Regions from separate parts of the Homo sapiens genome. Here all the other regions are linked to region 1. Evidence: chromatin contacts called from ENCODE Hi-C or POLR2A ChIA-PET data. All regions are on one chromosome and are shown on one strand. The core of a region is the stretch at or near the end of the contact, and the rest is flanking DNA. Distances in the headings are between cores, read along the strand shown.

What was found. Hi-C counts contacts between places; a loop is a spot of excess contacts on that map. ChIA-PET counts read pairs that join two places held with the same protein, here RNA polymerase II (POLR2A). Pooled maps may share reads with other maps.
Region 2: a pooled map shows a loop between it and region 1 (5-fold over the local background). The contact joins two enhancer-like sites. A Hi-C loop is called at or near these places in 1 of 168 maps with a recorded cell type or tissue (naive thymus-derived CD4-positive, alpha-beta T cell), 4 of 37 single-sample maps with no recorded cell type and 9 of 50 pooled maps. POLR2A ChIA-PET finds 5 or more read pairs at or near these places in 3 of 52 experiments (AG04450, activated T-cell and activated naive CD4-positive, alpha-beta T cell).
Region 3: a map of MCF 10A shows a loop between it and region 1 (2.1-fold over the local background). The contact joins two enhancer-like sites. A Hi-C loop is called at or near these places in 1 of 168 maps with a recorded cell type or tissue (MCF 10A), 1 of 37 single-sample maps with no recorded cell type and 3 of 50 pooled maps. POLR2A ChIA-PET finds 5 or more read pairs at or near these places in 3 of 52 experiments (A673, MCF 10A and OCI-LY7).

What each region holds. Positions count from the first base shown.
Region 1 is chr4:152,011,734-152,016,888 of GRCh38, forward strand. No RefSeq gene overlaps it. Among named protein-coding and RNA genes, the nearest start is that of LINC03074, 58 kb to the left of the region's middle. RefSeq lists an enhancer at 2,660-2,819. Within about 2 kb of position 2,683, at least 2 of the 41 ENCODE cell types and tissues checked have a DNase peak (open chromatin) inside an H3K27ac peak, as active enhancers do.
Region 2 is chr4:151,885,757-151,890,911 of GRCh38, forward strand. All of the region lies in intron 2 of LOC127898557 (a long non-coding RNA gene), which reads left to right. LOC102724700 (a long non-coding RNA gene) reads right to left here. Exons shown (of 5, transcript NR_188364.1): 4 at 2,735-2,822; 5 at 1,190-2,007. Among named protein-coding and RNA genes, the nearest start is that of LINC03074, 68 kb to the right of the region's middle. Within about 2 kb of position 1,940, at least 2 of the 41 ENCODE cell types and tissues checked have a DNase peak (open chromatin) inside an H3K27ac peak, as active enhancers do.
Region 3 is chr4:152,077,259-152,082,413 of GRCh38, forward strand. No RefSeq gene overlaps it. Among named protein-coding and RNA genes, the nearest start is that of LINC02273, 21 kb to the right of the region's middle. Within about 2 kb of position 2,798, at least 3 of the 41 ENCODE cell types and tissues checked have a DNase peak (open chromatin) inside an H3K27ac peak, as active enhancers do.

The DNA.
Region 1 (5,155 bases), core at 1,433-3,932:
GAGAATGCAGAAGCCCCAGTGCTTTTCTGCCCATGGAAGAGACAGAGGGTGTGGCCATGGTTGTTATTTTTAGTGGTTTTCTCTTCTAACCCTTCCCCAAAAATGCCAGTTGGGGCAGGGAGTAAGTACGTGGTTCTTTATCAATGTCCAACTCTTCTTGGATCTGTTCACATAACTGACATGCATTTTGTGAGCTAACTTCCCACCTGGCTCCCTCTTATCCTTCCAGTAGCTCACGTTCCCGATGTCACCATGTCCTCACCTACCGAACTTGAATTTAATCTAAATTGAAATTTTACTGTCATGACACATTTGGAGTTGCCTGGGATCCTATCTGGGGCAAAGTGGACACAAAACATGAATAAATGAACTGATAATTCCCTGGCCTTTCTCCCCTAGTTGTAGGTACAGGTGTGTCTAGGGGTGGGGAGGTAATGGAAGATGGGGAAAACAGAACTGCCTTGGTGACTTGGGGTAGAAATGGGGGTGAAGCTTTTACTTGACATTTAAGTGAAATGGGGTAACAGTGAAAAGAAGAAGTGTGAGGGCTTCAGCGTGTCTGAAAGCAGACTTGTATGAGGAGAAGCAAAGAACCACAGAGACAATGTGATTTCTGAAGTGACGGGTGATGTTTTTCTTTAGTTTTCAATTCAATATTGAGGCACCGAGTATCTAGTCAGGAAGACCCTGTCAGGGAAGGGCCAAATCTTTATTGAGTCCTCCATTGGGCCAGTGGCTGGCTTTCATATGCATTATCTCATTGAGTCCTTGCAATGACCCTTCCACAGGGATTGTTCAGATTTTATAGGTGGAGAAACTGAGGCAGAAATGGGGTTAAGTCAGGGGTCCCCAACCCCAGGGCCAGAGACTGGTAGCAGTCTGTGCCCTGTTAGGAACCACGCCACACAGAAGCAGGTGAGCAGTGGCAAGCCAGCATTACCACCTGAGCCCCACCTTCTGTCAGATCAGGGCTGGCATTAGATTCTCATAAGAGCACAAGCCCTATTGTGAACTGTGCATGGCGGGGATCTAGGTTGCACATTCCTTATGAGAATCTAATGCCTGATAATCTGAAGTGGAACAGTTTCATCCCCAAACTATCTCCCAATTCCTGCCTACTATCTATGGAAAAATTGTCTTCCATGAAACTGGTCCCTGGTGGCAAAAAGGTTGGGGACTTCTGGGTTAAGTAATGGGCCCAAGGACACACACCAGCAAAGTGCAAAAATTAGTATTTCAATACAGTTTTTCCTATCACCTTCTTATATGACATCTTGGGACCACTTAGCCCATTAAAAACTTTGGGCCATAAAATTATGAATAATCCAATGTCTTTGAAATTGCCTTTGCAAAGATTATGACAGAGAGAGAAGTCTAGCATGACTGACTCCATCTTGCTTCTAGCCTCACAGGCTGGCTGTCTTTGCTCATTCCTAGGCATAGACCAAGCTAACCATAGGGGGAATTTAGTTTGCTGTTTAACTTTGAAGCAAGGATGATAATAGTCCCACGTAAAACTGACTTCTTCCTGTTCAGAGGCTGGAAACACCTTTGTAAGACTAATGAAAGGCCACAAGATTAGGATTATGGGAGGAGCTCAAATTCTGCTAAAAGGTAGGTATATTTCTATAACCTCTTACTGCTCAGGAGTCACGCAGCTAGGGGACACAAGATTTGTGACTTCTCCAATTGCTCCTACAGATGACATCACTATTGTAGAACCTAAGATTGGTCTTTTGAGATGTTTTCCTGGCTGACCCACCCGGACTCATGACTTATCATGATTCAACCCATCCTGTTGCTCCCAACCCAAGGGTGGATTCAGCTCATGGGGACCACGTTCCATATTCCTATGATTGCATCCCCAACCAATCCACAGCACCCACTCCCTAGTCCCCTGCACACCACACTGTCTTTGAAAAACCCTAATCTCCAAGCCTCTGGGGAAACTGATTTGAGCAAAAACCCCATCTCCTGTGTGGCTGGCCTCCTGTCAATAAAACTCTTTCTGTACTGTGATACCACGGTCTCAGTCACCTGCTTTTTTCTGTGCAGAGGGAAAGAAGAACCCATCAGCAATTATATCGTCTCCCTCAAGGCAAGTAAAATCTGAGAGATGGAGATAGAAAATCCAGGAATGGCTACTGAATTAAGAAGGAGCAAGAAAGGACAAAACAAGTGTTTTTAGGAAGGTGGCAACACCTCCGGTTGGTCTAAAGGATCTATGGGGAAGCAGCTGCAGACCCAGTTCACTGCTCCAGGGTCCTGCCACAGCCATAAGTCTAGAAATGACCCAGATCCTCAAACAGAGTTTTCCTGTGTCCCAGGAAGAGTTGCCCACTGGCCAGTTTCCTCACCTTCAGCTCATCAGGCAAAGCGGGGAAGAAGGCAGGCTGGAGTGCCTGGAAAGGACAGAGAGGAGGCATCCAGGTGGAGGGAGAAGAGATCCTTACAGGTAAAAGAGACGCATGGTTGGGCTGGGTGCCAGAGTTGATTTCCCCTCCTCTCTCCACACTAGGAACTGGTAATTGAGCACACATGTCTTTGTGTGAAGGGCTCCCAAATTGAAGTGATAGTGACACCCTCAAACCCTGAAGAAGAGCATAGGGGAGTAACTACTGCACCCTTATCTCTGCCCCCAGCTGGGAGGCTGATGGATACTATTAAACGGAGCCTCTGTAAGTGGCATTTGTGGTGGCAGGGGCGGGGCTGGGGGTTGGAGAGAGAAAGAAAGAGAAAGAGAAACAGAGAGAAGCAGACTGGGAAGTGCTTGCTGCTTTCCTTCTCAAAATAGTCCAGGTGGGAGGGGTGATAACTGAGAAATGCAAATGCATGATTTGGAGGATTTCATGGCTGTTGCCCAAGATAGTGCAGGGTGGGTGCCACCTGAAGACCAGGGCCTAAAACGCTCTTGGTTGCTACCTTAGATGCAAGAATTCAGACCTATGTCTCTAAATTAGAATAATTGCATTAATGCAGTCTCCTCCCTCAGGCTCCTCTTTAGGTTTCTAACACAGCACTGGAAGAGAATTCAGGAATAAAAGATGTGAGCTCAAGTCTTTATCAGCTATATGACCTTAGGAACTCCTCTTAACAACCTCTTTAGTCTAGATTGCTCATCAGCAACTTCACAGGGCCATTACTAAAAAACAAGCACCAGTGAAGCTGAAAGCATTTTGCACACTGTAGAATGTCACATGAATAGTGTTTATTTGTTACAACCAAGGTCTAGCCTTGGGAGGTCTAAAACACCACAGCCCAGTTTAACTGGATAGCAAGATCTTGCCCAAGCCCTCTGGCTTCCTTGTAACTAACTCTTGGGGTCCAGTGCAAAGTCCAGGAGGCCTTGGATGTCCTCTGTAGCATTCACGGGGCTCTGCTAGGGAAAAGCCAATGAACTTACTCCCAAGAGGCCAACAGGTAGCTAACAGGGGGACCTTGAAAGTGCTGCCCCCTATGCGGGTGCTCTGCTAACAAGGCCCTCTCAGGCATGAGGCCCGGGAGGGAAGTGGTGGTGTTCCTGCAGCCAGGCAAGGCAGAGCGGAACATGCAACATCATTCAAGGAGGCCCTGAGTTCTTCTCTGCCAAGGAGAGGGCCTGGCCCTGCACTTGTTTTAGGAAATGGGGCTGTTCAGTTTTATACCTACCACTTTCCTCACTCTAGGACCAACTAGAGAGACAGGACATCATCAGGCACCATCTTGACATCTCTGCTGGCCTCGGCAGGTAGGTTAGGGCACAGACCAGCATTCCTCATCACCAGTCATGGCAACCGGCTTCACATGCACTCTCCTCTGTGTGAAAGTGCCTGTGTGCTTCTCTGAGAGCTTAACTCCCAGCAGTGGGGATCCTGACGCCCTGTGCTCCCGCCCTCAGCCTTCTTCAGTGGCCCCGGGTTCCTGAGATGCAAAATGCCCATGCACAGCCAACCCTGTGCCCTTGGTCCTTTCCTTCTGGGCACACTCACTGTGCTCCCTACACCTCCTTGTTGGCCATACCCCACCCAGCTGCTCCTTTGTGTTTTTCCTTCCTCTCCTACTAAAACCTAGTATATGGAAAGAAGATGATGTCATTGATTATACTGAGACATAGATCTTATGTTCCTTTTCAGATTTCCTTGGCTGCAGCCTCCTACTCCTCTTCCTCCTCCGTCTCTTTCTCTTTTTGTTAGTGTCCCCACCTGTTCTGCTTTCCCTCTCCACTTTTTTTTTTTTCAGAAAAAGATAGTGCTATGGTTTGCATGTCCCCTCTAAAAATCATGTTGAAATTTAATTGCCATTATAACAGAATTAAGAGATAGGACTTTCAAGAGGTGATTAGGCCACCATGAGGGCTCTGCCCTCCTGAATGGCTTAGAGGGATGCCTTTATCGTGGGGGTGGATTAGTCATTGTGGGCGTGGGCTCCTGGTTACATGGTAACTTCAGCCCCTATTTTCTCTCTGTCTCGCGCGCTTGCTCACCATGTGATGCCTTCCACCCTCATCAGATGCCGACGCTGTGCTCTTGGTCTCCTCAGCCTCCAGAGCCGTGAGCCAAATAAACTTCTATTCTTTATAAGTTACCCCATCTGTGGTATTCTGTTATAGCAGCAGAAAATGGACTCAGACAGATGGTAAGGCAGACTTTATTCAGGATGATCATGGTAGGTACAAGGACTACTTCGATGAGGTTTTGCAGTCGGAGAGAGAGATTGGGCTTCCTGCCCCGCCACTTTCGGAGCTGAATAAAACACCACCATGTAAGGTGTGGGATCTGGCTGCCTGAGACGAGGGACTGAATTACATAATCTGGAAGTATGGGGGAGTAGCTCCCTTTGGGAGGAAACTTGACAAATGAGAGAGGAGAGACAGGAGGGAGCCTGACAGATTCCTCTCCTTTCTCCCTCCTGTGCACTATTCTGGGAGATGAGGTGTGCTTCTCCTTGCAGTTATTCTGAAGAAGTCCCTCGTACCAAGTAAAGATATCTGCTAAGCCCCTAGCTGTCCTCCTGGCTAGTATGGCCCAGAGTGAAAGCGCCTCCTGTGGAATCACTTCTCACCTTGACCTTCCTCACTTCCCTTTGACCTTTACCACCTGTCTCCTTGCCCAGTCCCTGCTTTTCTAGAGGACAATGGCCAAGACACCTGTTTAATTTTATTGAGAGATCAAGCCCC
Region 2 (5,155 bases), core at 690-3,189, 130 kb before region 1:
ATCCGGCCCGTGGGACAGTGTGTGGAATAAGTGTTTAAACCACTCTTAAAAACTGAAAATGACTGTTTTAATAAACAGAAGTAATTGTCAAGTTTTGGAGTCAGGTTGAAATGTTGAGGGAGCCACTACCCAGTGCAAAAAAGGGATTGGATTCAGCAGAATTAGAGACAGTTTAGAAAACAACATTATTTCAATTCTGTACCCCTATAGAGTTAAAATATCTCAATAAACTGCTTATAACATAAATCTGCTTAATTTCAATTCTCTTAGATCCATCCCCACATCTCTATGTACTGATATGGAAAGATTTCCAGGACAGATCCTAAGTTAAACGAAAAAAGAGGGAAGTACAACACAGCATGCACAATAGGCTACCTTTGGAAAATAAAAGGGGGCAAACAGGAACTGCCCTGGAAACACATACCGGATTATCTACAGGGTGGATGGCAATGGAGGAAAAGCAGGATTTCTTAGAAGATATTTCTTTATATGGATTTGATTCTTGAATCATGTGAATGTATTCCCAAGTAAAAATTTTAAATTCGAAATGTTAGTGTCACAGAGTATTCAACTTTCTTACAGAAAAGACATTTAGATCAACAGATGACAAAAATAGGAGACTGCAAAATTCTTCCTTCCATCCACCTCCAATAATGAAATCAGTGTTTGTTTGCTGCTTTTTTTAGACAAATCTCCCCGTTTTGTAAAACAAGGGAGTATTTTTTGTTTTACAAAACTGAGAGATTTAGGTAAGCCGTGAGTTAGTGGAAACATCCGGAACCATATAAGGGAGCTTTAGCTTTTGTGTGAAGGAAAGAAAACAGTTTGTGACTTTAGCTGAAACAAATAATAATTAATATATTACTGTATATAATTGATTACTATAGTATATTTTATATTGATATAAAATATATTAGCATATTTATATATTAATATATTATTATATCCATATATTAATTTAATACAAGTAATATATTAATATATATCATATGTTATTATAATATAAAATTGTATATTATAATAACATATACTAATATAATACGTTACATATCTTAGTAATATGTGACTGTATATAATTTTATGTTAATTTATTTTTCAAACTTCTTGTGACCAGATTTTCTGTACCTAAGAGAAATTTTCTGTAACTAAGAGAACTTTAGCTGCAGAAATATAACACTAGTGAGAAATCTAACAAGTTTGTTTATTTAAGGCAAGGGTTGGCAAACTATAGCCCGTGGGCCCAATCCAGCCAGCTGCCTACTTTTTACAGCCAGTAAGCTAAGAATGGTTTTGACATTTTTGAGTGGTTATGTTTTAAATGGTTGTATAAATATCTACATAATGTCCTTGCTATTGCCTCTTGGCCTCCAAGTCTGAAGATGGGAAAACATTGCTCTGGGTTGGGTGTTTCTATTGTGCTAATGCCTCATTTGGTACCCAAAGCCCTGAAGCAACAAGACTTAGTTGTGTCTCGTTCCAGCTGCCAGATGCAGAGAAGGCCTAGCATGCATAGCTCAGTATGTCACCGGCCCATGAATGTGTCTCTTAAATACAGAAAAGACGACACGTCAGCCTGTTGCAATGGGGTTCTGTGGCTTGAAAAAGACCTCTGTATTGTATATGAATCTTAGTAATTGGAACTTGGACTCATCACGTCTTTTTTAGCAATGACATTGTAACAGCATGCACCCATCCATCATCGTGTCATCCTTATGAAAATGGTCTCCACTGGTCAGCTTGTCATAGTTAATTAGTCTTCCAATGTATGGATAGTCAGAAGCAAAGCGACTTTGAGGTTTTTTTTGACAATTTTAAAAGTGAACTCCAGAGATACCTGATCTTTCCTGCCTTTTAATTAGAGCCTTTTCATTTGAGGAGGAGAGTGTCCTTGTGGTTAGGAGTACAACCAGCCTAGTTCTGCTTCCCATTTTCAGTTCTGTAGGCGACTCATAGCAACCACAGGCAAGTCGGTGACTGAGTCCTCCAATATGTGCAGTACAGGAAGTTCTAGAATAAAATGCAGTTAGCTGATTGCTACTCAAATGTAGATATTGTTGATATCTTAGTGAGAAAAGGGTAGTGTATTAGATACCGCTATGAAATCTCTAAACTTAGTAGTTTAAAAAAGATGAACAACCATTTGTTTAGCTCAAGATTCTGTAAGTCATCAATTTAGTCTGGGCACAGCTTGCTCTGTCAGGCACCCACAGTCAGTGGTGTTGGTGTGTTGGGTGGATGGGTGGTTGTGTTCATCTTGGCTGGGCTCTCTCATGTCTCAGGCTTTGGCTGGGACAATGAGCTATGCCTCTCTGCTCCGAATAGCTTCTTTTCCCACAGCAGGCTAGCCCAGGCAGACATAGGGGTCTCGAAAGAGAGTGAATGTGTGTAAGAAATCTTAAAGCCTAGGCTTGGAATGGGCAAAATATGACTCCATCATATTTTAATGGTCAAAGCAGGTCACAAGGCGAGCCTGGACCCAAAGTGAAGGGAAACAGACTCTACCTCTTGATGAAAGGGGCTTCAGGGTCATGTTTCAAGGGCATGGTTGCAGGAAGAAGAAGGGTTGTGGTTATTTTGCCATCTACCTCTGGGAGCTAAAACATGAAGGAACACATGCAAGGTGTGAACCGGCCCTGCTGCCAGACAAGGTGAGGGGAAGAGGCCATGACCGTGAAGTCTAGATGCTAAGCTGTGAGAGAGGGACTGATCAGGGGAATTCAGTGACCTCACGTACAGCAGGGATATAGATGATACCGCTGTTTTTCCCCGGGTCTCATTTCTGGCAGAAGAGAGTGAGGGAGCCTCCAGGAGAGAAGTCAGACCTGCAAAGGATGAGTAGGTGTGTGAGTAGCACCATGGGGGGTTTTGGTTAATTTAGTGAAGAAAGAGGGTATTTTTCCATATGCATTGGGAAACCAAGAGTGAACACAGGCTCTGAGTTCAACAGGCTAGTGGAGAGGAAAGAAAACTGCACGCAGGAAGGAAATCCCCTGAACCAAGAGGCTGAGGTTTGATGTTGTGAGCTCAGCCTTCCAAGGCAGACACACATGACTTCTAGTTGTGGTGTGACACCTTATTAACTGTGTGACTTTGGGCAAATCACTTTACCTCTCTAAGGCTCAATCTCCATATCTGTAAGATAAGGATAATAATATATGCCTCAGAGTACTGTAGGGGTGACTAAAGGAGATAATCCATTGTAATATGTCTAAATCGATACCTGGCAGGATAACGGCTGTCCATGAGTGTCCATTGTTACTAACCTTCTTACTTTTGTTGCTATTGATTTTTCATGCATGGCCCACAATTCTAGTTTGCAGTACTGGCCACACTGATGAGCTCTCCTAGTATTTTAGATGAACAGTTTCATGTGGGTGTACCACTATCAATTCTAAAGTAACATACATTGAGATAAATGAATTGTCCCTTCATACAATGTTCCTTTCCCAAATGTTTGTATCTGTTCATTCAGCACCACCATTTAGCCACCCAAAGAATCTTTGTTTCCTTCCTTCCTTCAGACCTCATATCCGGTCATCAAACTATGACATATCTCTCACCCTGTACTTCCCATTCCATTCCCCGACTACCTGCAGAATCTGAGTTCTCACTTGATGCTTTGAGTACCACTTCAGAGTTCTTACAAGTTTCCCTGCCTCCAGGCTCTCTATGCTTTCATCCATTCTGCATCTTGTTGCAAAATTGATCTTCCAAAAAACAGTCCTTTGCTGAAAGCCATCAATGGTGCCTCACTGCTTACCAGCTGACTTCCAAACACTGAGTTTGACGTACAAAGCTCTCCACAACCTGACCCAGGCCTTGTTACTAGACTAATCTTCCAAGACTCCGGGCAAGATCATTTGGCTTTAGACATTTTTTGTATCTCTATTTTGTGTTCCCAATAAGAGTGTGAGCCTGTAGAGCAGAGGTTGGCAAACCATAGCCTGTGGACTAATTCTGTATGATCCATAAAGCTAAAATGTTTACTATCTGACACGTTATGGAAAAGTTTATTGACTCTTGCTCTTGGGGGTAGAAGCGTGTCATAGATGACTTTGTTTTTCCTACAGAACCATGTACTCTTCAATGAACATTTATTGACCTCTAAGCATCCCATTTCTCATTCCTGTAAATTTGTTTCCTTCATAGAGGGCCTTCTTCTCTTCTGCCTACCTGGATGAACCTTTTCAATCTTCTTGGACCCACATCAAATCCTCTGGAAATTCTGACTCTTGCTCAATTCTGAATCCCAACAGCACTAAACCACACATCCTGTGTTCATCTTCTGCTTCCAGTTAGTTCTTTGCACCAGAGTAGGTCGTGAACCTAATTGATACCTGGTGCTTAGCTACCATCTGGTTATCGTCTGCCCTTCAGTACTCAGTAGATATTGTCTGGCCTGGGAAGTATTCTCTGACTCTGTCATTCTTCTCCCCCACAACTGAGTTAGGAACCCTTCTTCATACTCCTCCAGCTGCCTGGACTTTCCATCTTGGCCCTTGTCTTTGTGTACTGTGATTGTTGATTTACTTCTAAGATTCTCCAATTGGACTGTGACCTCCTTGAGGACAGGCTAGTGTCTAATTCACTGATGTATTCCCAGCACCTGGCATGGTGCTGAAGACACTCAATTCACATTTTTGAAAAAATAATGGATTGATGCAATCAATAGTTGCTGATTAATTACATGCTTGATTAAAATATTGGTACTATTCCTCATGGCACCCTATTTACATGCTTCAGTTCTCTAACTAGTCTATTATGTATAGTCTAGTTATACATAGTAACTGGACTTAGTTATAATAACAACCTTTCCTTAGTTATACTCTATAGCTACTTTGTATCTCTCGGTATTAGTCAATGCCTATCAACTTTTATATGACTGAGGTTATCAGGCCAAAACTGGGGGCAACCTGGGAGAAACCAAGCTAGGCCATCCAGGTCTTTGGCAAGAAAGACATGTGCCTTTTTTCAATCCCACTTTCTTTCCTCGACTGTGGGCTACTAAAACAAATAGCAGCTCTCCCTCTTTATGCATTAAGCATTTCAAGGACAGCCTGGCTGTGAAATAAAACAATCCAGACAAATTATTGCACACTCATAGCCAGATTTCTGAATCAAGCCTGAGCCTGCCTAGAGCGCCACGTTCACCTAG
Region 3 (5,155 bases), core at 1,548-4,047, 66 kb after region 1:
TGGTTTGTTTGCCCTTTCTAGGGCAGCTATGTTTAAGCTGGATGCTCAGAGAAAAAGAGAATGCAGGGAAAGAATGAATAGACCTGTAGAGAAAAGCAGAGGCAAAGTGCCATGTGGACAGGAAGAAAGAGCGAGCAACCTTGGTGTCTGTGGCTGGCTAAGGAGATTCTGTGCAAGGATGCCCACCAACAGTCCTCCCAACCCGGTGCGTGCATGCTGCTCTCCCCATCAGGAGGTGACGTCTGTTCACCTGCCCTTAAATTCAGCTGGTCTTATGATTTACTTTGACCAAGAGAGTGTGTTGAGAGTAATGCTGTGTGATTTCCAGGACAGGCCTTAAAAGACCTTGCAGTTTTCATTTTCACCCTCTTGGAAGCCGATCAAATGTAGTAATGCATGGCCTTGGTTTCTGAACTATAAAGACCATGTACTGAGAGAGAATTTATGTGAAGGAGAACTGAAAGGTCCCAGCCCACAGCAAAGACCAAGCCCCAGACATGCAAGTGAGTCTGTTTTGGATGCCCCAGGACAGTCTAGCTACCTTAACTGACACCGTCAGAGGGGAGAGACCCAGCCACACCAGCTTGACTAAGGTGTTTGAGCCATTGCATGTGAAGTCCCAGACATGTAGAGAAGAGATGAACCATCCATCCTAAGCCCTGCCCTAGTTCCTGGCCCATAAAAATCACAAGAAAATAAAGTGGTTGTTGCATTAAACCACTAGGTTTTAAGGTCATTTGTTGCACTGCAGGAGATAACTGCTACCCAATATCCCTTTCTTTTTCTTCTTTACCAGCAGAAACAGATTGTATGTGAAGTCACAATTGGCCTACTAAAAAAAAATGCTTTCTCAAATCAAAATTGCAATGAGATACCATCTCGTGCCAGTTAGAATGGCGATCTTTAAAGAGTCAGGAAACAACAGATGCTGGAGAGCATGTAGAGAAATAGGAATGCTTTTACATTGTTGGTGGGAGTGTAAATTAGTTCAACCATTATGGAAGACAGTGTGGCAATTCCTCAAGGATCTAGAACCAGAAATACCATTTAATCCAGCAATTCCATTACTGGGTATATACCCAAAGGATTATAAATCATTCTACTATAAAGACACATGCATACGTATATATACTACAGCACTATTAACAATAGCAAAGACTGGAAACCAACCCAAATGCCCATCAATGATAGACTGGATAAAGAAAATGTGGCACATATACACCATGGAATACTATGCAGCCATAAAAGGATGAGTTCATATCCTTTGCAGGGACGTGGATGAAGCTGGAAATCATCATTCTCAGCAAACTAACACAAGAACAGAAAACCAAACACTGCATGTTCTCACTCATAAGTGAGAGTTGAACAATGAGAACACATGGACACAGGGAGGGGAACATCATACACTGGGGCCTGTTGGGGGGTTGGGGGGCTAGGGGAGGGATAGCATTAGGAGAAATACCTAATGTAGATGACAGGCTGATTGGTGCAGCAAATCACCATGGCATGTGTATACCGATGTAACAAACCTGCACGTTCTGCACATGTATCACAGAACTTAAGTATAATAAAAGAAAAAAAAAGCTTTCTCATCTTTCTTTCAGTCATGGATCACCAAGTGGCTAAATTCTAGCCAATGAGATATCACTGGGTGGAAACTCTCAGAGAGCTTTCCAAAAGGTTAGATGTGTCTAACATTCCTTTTCATTTTATGTCCCTGTGTCTTTTTCCAGATTAGGATGCAGACCTCCTCCTTTGATGATCAGCAGCCACCTTGCAACCATTCAAGGGTGGACAAAAGCTCCACCCCTGAATTCCTAATGACATGGATAAGTGCAACTTTTGAAATTATTTCATGAGAAAAATAAGACTTCTGATTGTTTAAGCCAATATAACTAGTTGTTGGGGTTTAGTCGTTGTTTTGTTTCTTTTTTATTGTTTATTTATTTGTTTTGGTTGCTCGCATCAAGCACATTTCCAATTTACATATTGTAAATTCCAGGCCCCATTGGAATTTGCAATTCAAGACTCAGCTGCATTTCAGCCCTTGGATTCTGTGAGATAACTCGGTATCTTAATACTTTTTATTATTTTCTTCACCTAGCTTGAGTAGGTTTCTGTTACCACTAATTAAGCAATCCCTCACCAAGACAAGGAAGCTTGAGTTGAGGGTACAAAGGGAGAGTTTTGCAAGGGTGATGCTCTCTTTTACTGAAGACAAGGCCAGAGACTATTTCTCAGCAGCCAAAGAGGTTAGGGCTATGACCTACTCAGGTTATGAGCCATTGGAAAGATTTCCAGGGGTCTTTGAACAACCTCCTTCCTTGGAAATCATCTGAGTAGGGTGGGCAGCTGTTTTTGGGGGCTGGGTTAGTTAGGTATGGCCCTCCCTGTAGACAAGCACATCAGAGAGGTAATCTTAGATGTGGAGATGCAGTTTCTTTGTATGGTCAAACACGCAGCTCAAGCAAAGAGCTAGAGGCACTCCTGGCCCTCTGTCTGTACTCCGGTGAGGCTTCAAAGAAGAAATTGCCAAGCTAAAGGGAGCACAGGCATGGTCCCTTCTACAGGTATTCTCTGTCCACAGGCTTCAGGGCTGTACTTAATGGTGTAGAATGGAATCATCCTATTCATTACTGGTTTCTTTGAAGCATCTTCTTCATAGCAATCCTCCGGTTGCAGATTTCTTCTTTCCTGACTTACTGAAGCAGCGGATATGATTTTTAGATCTGACTGCTCTTGCCACCTGCGGTGGAGGTTGATGCTGGGTAAGGCCATGCTGACTGTGCTGCTGCAGGCCCTGGGTCCGTTTTGATGTGGTTTCTGGGTAGCACCATTTCAGCCCTCCTGGGGTGCTTAAAAAAACCCAGAGCCAACTGCCATCCACAGCAGGTGGTGGGTCCCAAGTTACTGCTGCTCCCCATGAGGAGAGAGCACTGTTCTCTGCTTTCCTGCTTGCAGGATTGTTCCAGTTTAGAAAAGGCCCACAGAAAATCAAATGTTCATTTCCTTCACAGAACAGCTGAGAGGCTCTCTTTTTCACACAACCACGAACTTCCTTCCAATAGAATTATTGATACTTAAATGTCATCTCAATGGTAGCAGAAATTTTTCACTTGTTAGTGATTTGGGGGCTGGGAAAAGGTGGGGAAGCAGAAAATTTGATAGTTCTTTTTAACATGCCTTATACGAAGGCATTTTCTGGAAGATGTTGGTTTGTTACTATCCAGCATTTGACCCCAAAGAGAAAATTGCATTCTGATGGAAAACTAGGAATTCATTTCTGAGCACTAAATTGTAGACATTTATCTGGAAAGATGTTCAACATGAATTTTTAAGTGAAAAAAGGTGGGTTGCAGGACTATGCATAGCACGATCTTAATTTTGTCTAAATAAAGAAAGAGAGAAAGGAAATGAAAGAAGGAAAGAGGAAGGAAGAAAAATCATTTTAAAGTTATAATTCTGTATATCCAAAAAAGACCATAAAGGTTAAATATTAACAGTTGTTATGGTATTTATTTGGGTGGGATTATTTGTGATTTCTGATTTCTTTTACTTACTTTTGTCTATTTTCCAGATTTTCTATAATGAACAGTAAAACATTATTAGAAGTATTATTTTAGCTGACATTAATCTTGCATACCATTTCTAAAAACCTTATATTGTTGTTTCTTACAATATTAACCTATACATGGGTTTTCCAACTATAGCTAGCTATCTATTGTTTTTGTTATTGAGCACAACAAAGAATGGAACAGATAGGGCACGTAAATAATTCAAACTATCTTAGAATCTTGTCTTCCCTCTTCCAAGATTATTTGTAAGTTTCCAGATGAATTTACTACGGTTCTATTACTAGTCATGTCTCTTCATTCACTCACCAAATAGTTTTTGAGCATCTACTATGCGTGGTGAGCTAGAGAGAAACTGTGGCTATGAGACACTGTCTCTCTAGGGCCTACTCAGAGTGGATGATGAGTTCCGTCCTGAAATCTAGTTTCTGCTGAGGGTCAAGGTCACTGGAGTGCATGTGAAAAAAATGTGCTGAGACCGTGTGTGGGCTCAGGGGGAAAGAAAGCCATGGTCAACTAGGAGGCTCTGCCATAGCTGTAGGAAGAAGAAATGAGGCAGGTGCATAGGAGATTGGCCAACCTTGGTGATGTTTATGGTCAGGGAAAAAAAGGAACACAGGAATGGAACAAAATAAGAGGAAATAATGTGAGTAACCTATGTAAGAAATACTCGGCCTTTGACTAAGAGAAAGCTGGTGATATGGTTTGGCTGTGTCCCAATCCAAATCTCATCTTGGATTGTAGTTCACCTAATTCCCAAGTGTTGTGGGAAGGACAGAGTGGGAGATAATTGAATCATGGGGGTCATTTCCCCCATACTGTTATTGTGGTAGGGAATAAGTCTCATGAGATTTGATGGTTTTATAAGGGGAAACTCCTTTCACTTGACTCTTATTATCTTCTCTTGTTTGCCACCATGTGAGACGTGCCTTCACCTTCCACCATGATTATGAGGCCTCCCCAGCCACATGGAACTGTGCCTCTTTCCTTTATAAATTACCCAGTCTCAGATATGCCTTTATTAACAGCATGAAAACAGACTAATACAGCTGGCCTTTGCCCTCCCCCGACTCCCACCTCTAAGGCTGCTGGTTTTCCAATTTGCTTTTCCTGTTCCCTGAAGTTCTGCATAGTCACTGAGAGCCTGGCCTGCTAAAGTATTTGCCCTTCCTTCCCCTTTTCTCCCATATCTCCATCTGAAGGGAATAACTTTGAAGGCAATGATCCTACAGGACCTTGATCCACCACAGCCCCTCTAGCATCCTATCTGCACCTGGATAGTATAGCTACCCACTGGAATCTTGTTTCTTTTTCATTCAAGAAAGCAAAGATCAAGTTTAAGTGTACTATTTTGACAAAAATAAAATAAATTTGAAAATGCTGGGGATATGTGGTTTGCTGATTCCCACCTTTACAGCCACAACCACTTACAAATCTTTCTAATGTTTTGTCAGATTCTGGATCCAATACCTTGCAGTCATGCATAGATGCCCATAATGGTTATTTATGTTCTTGGTGAGTTTATTCTCCCATTCTGCTAGGGTCATTTATTTCCACAGGAGGGTGATACCATACAATATTGG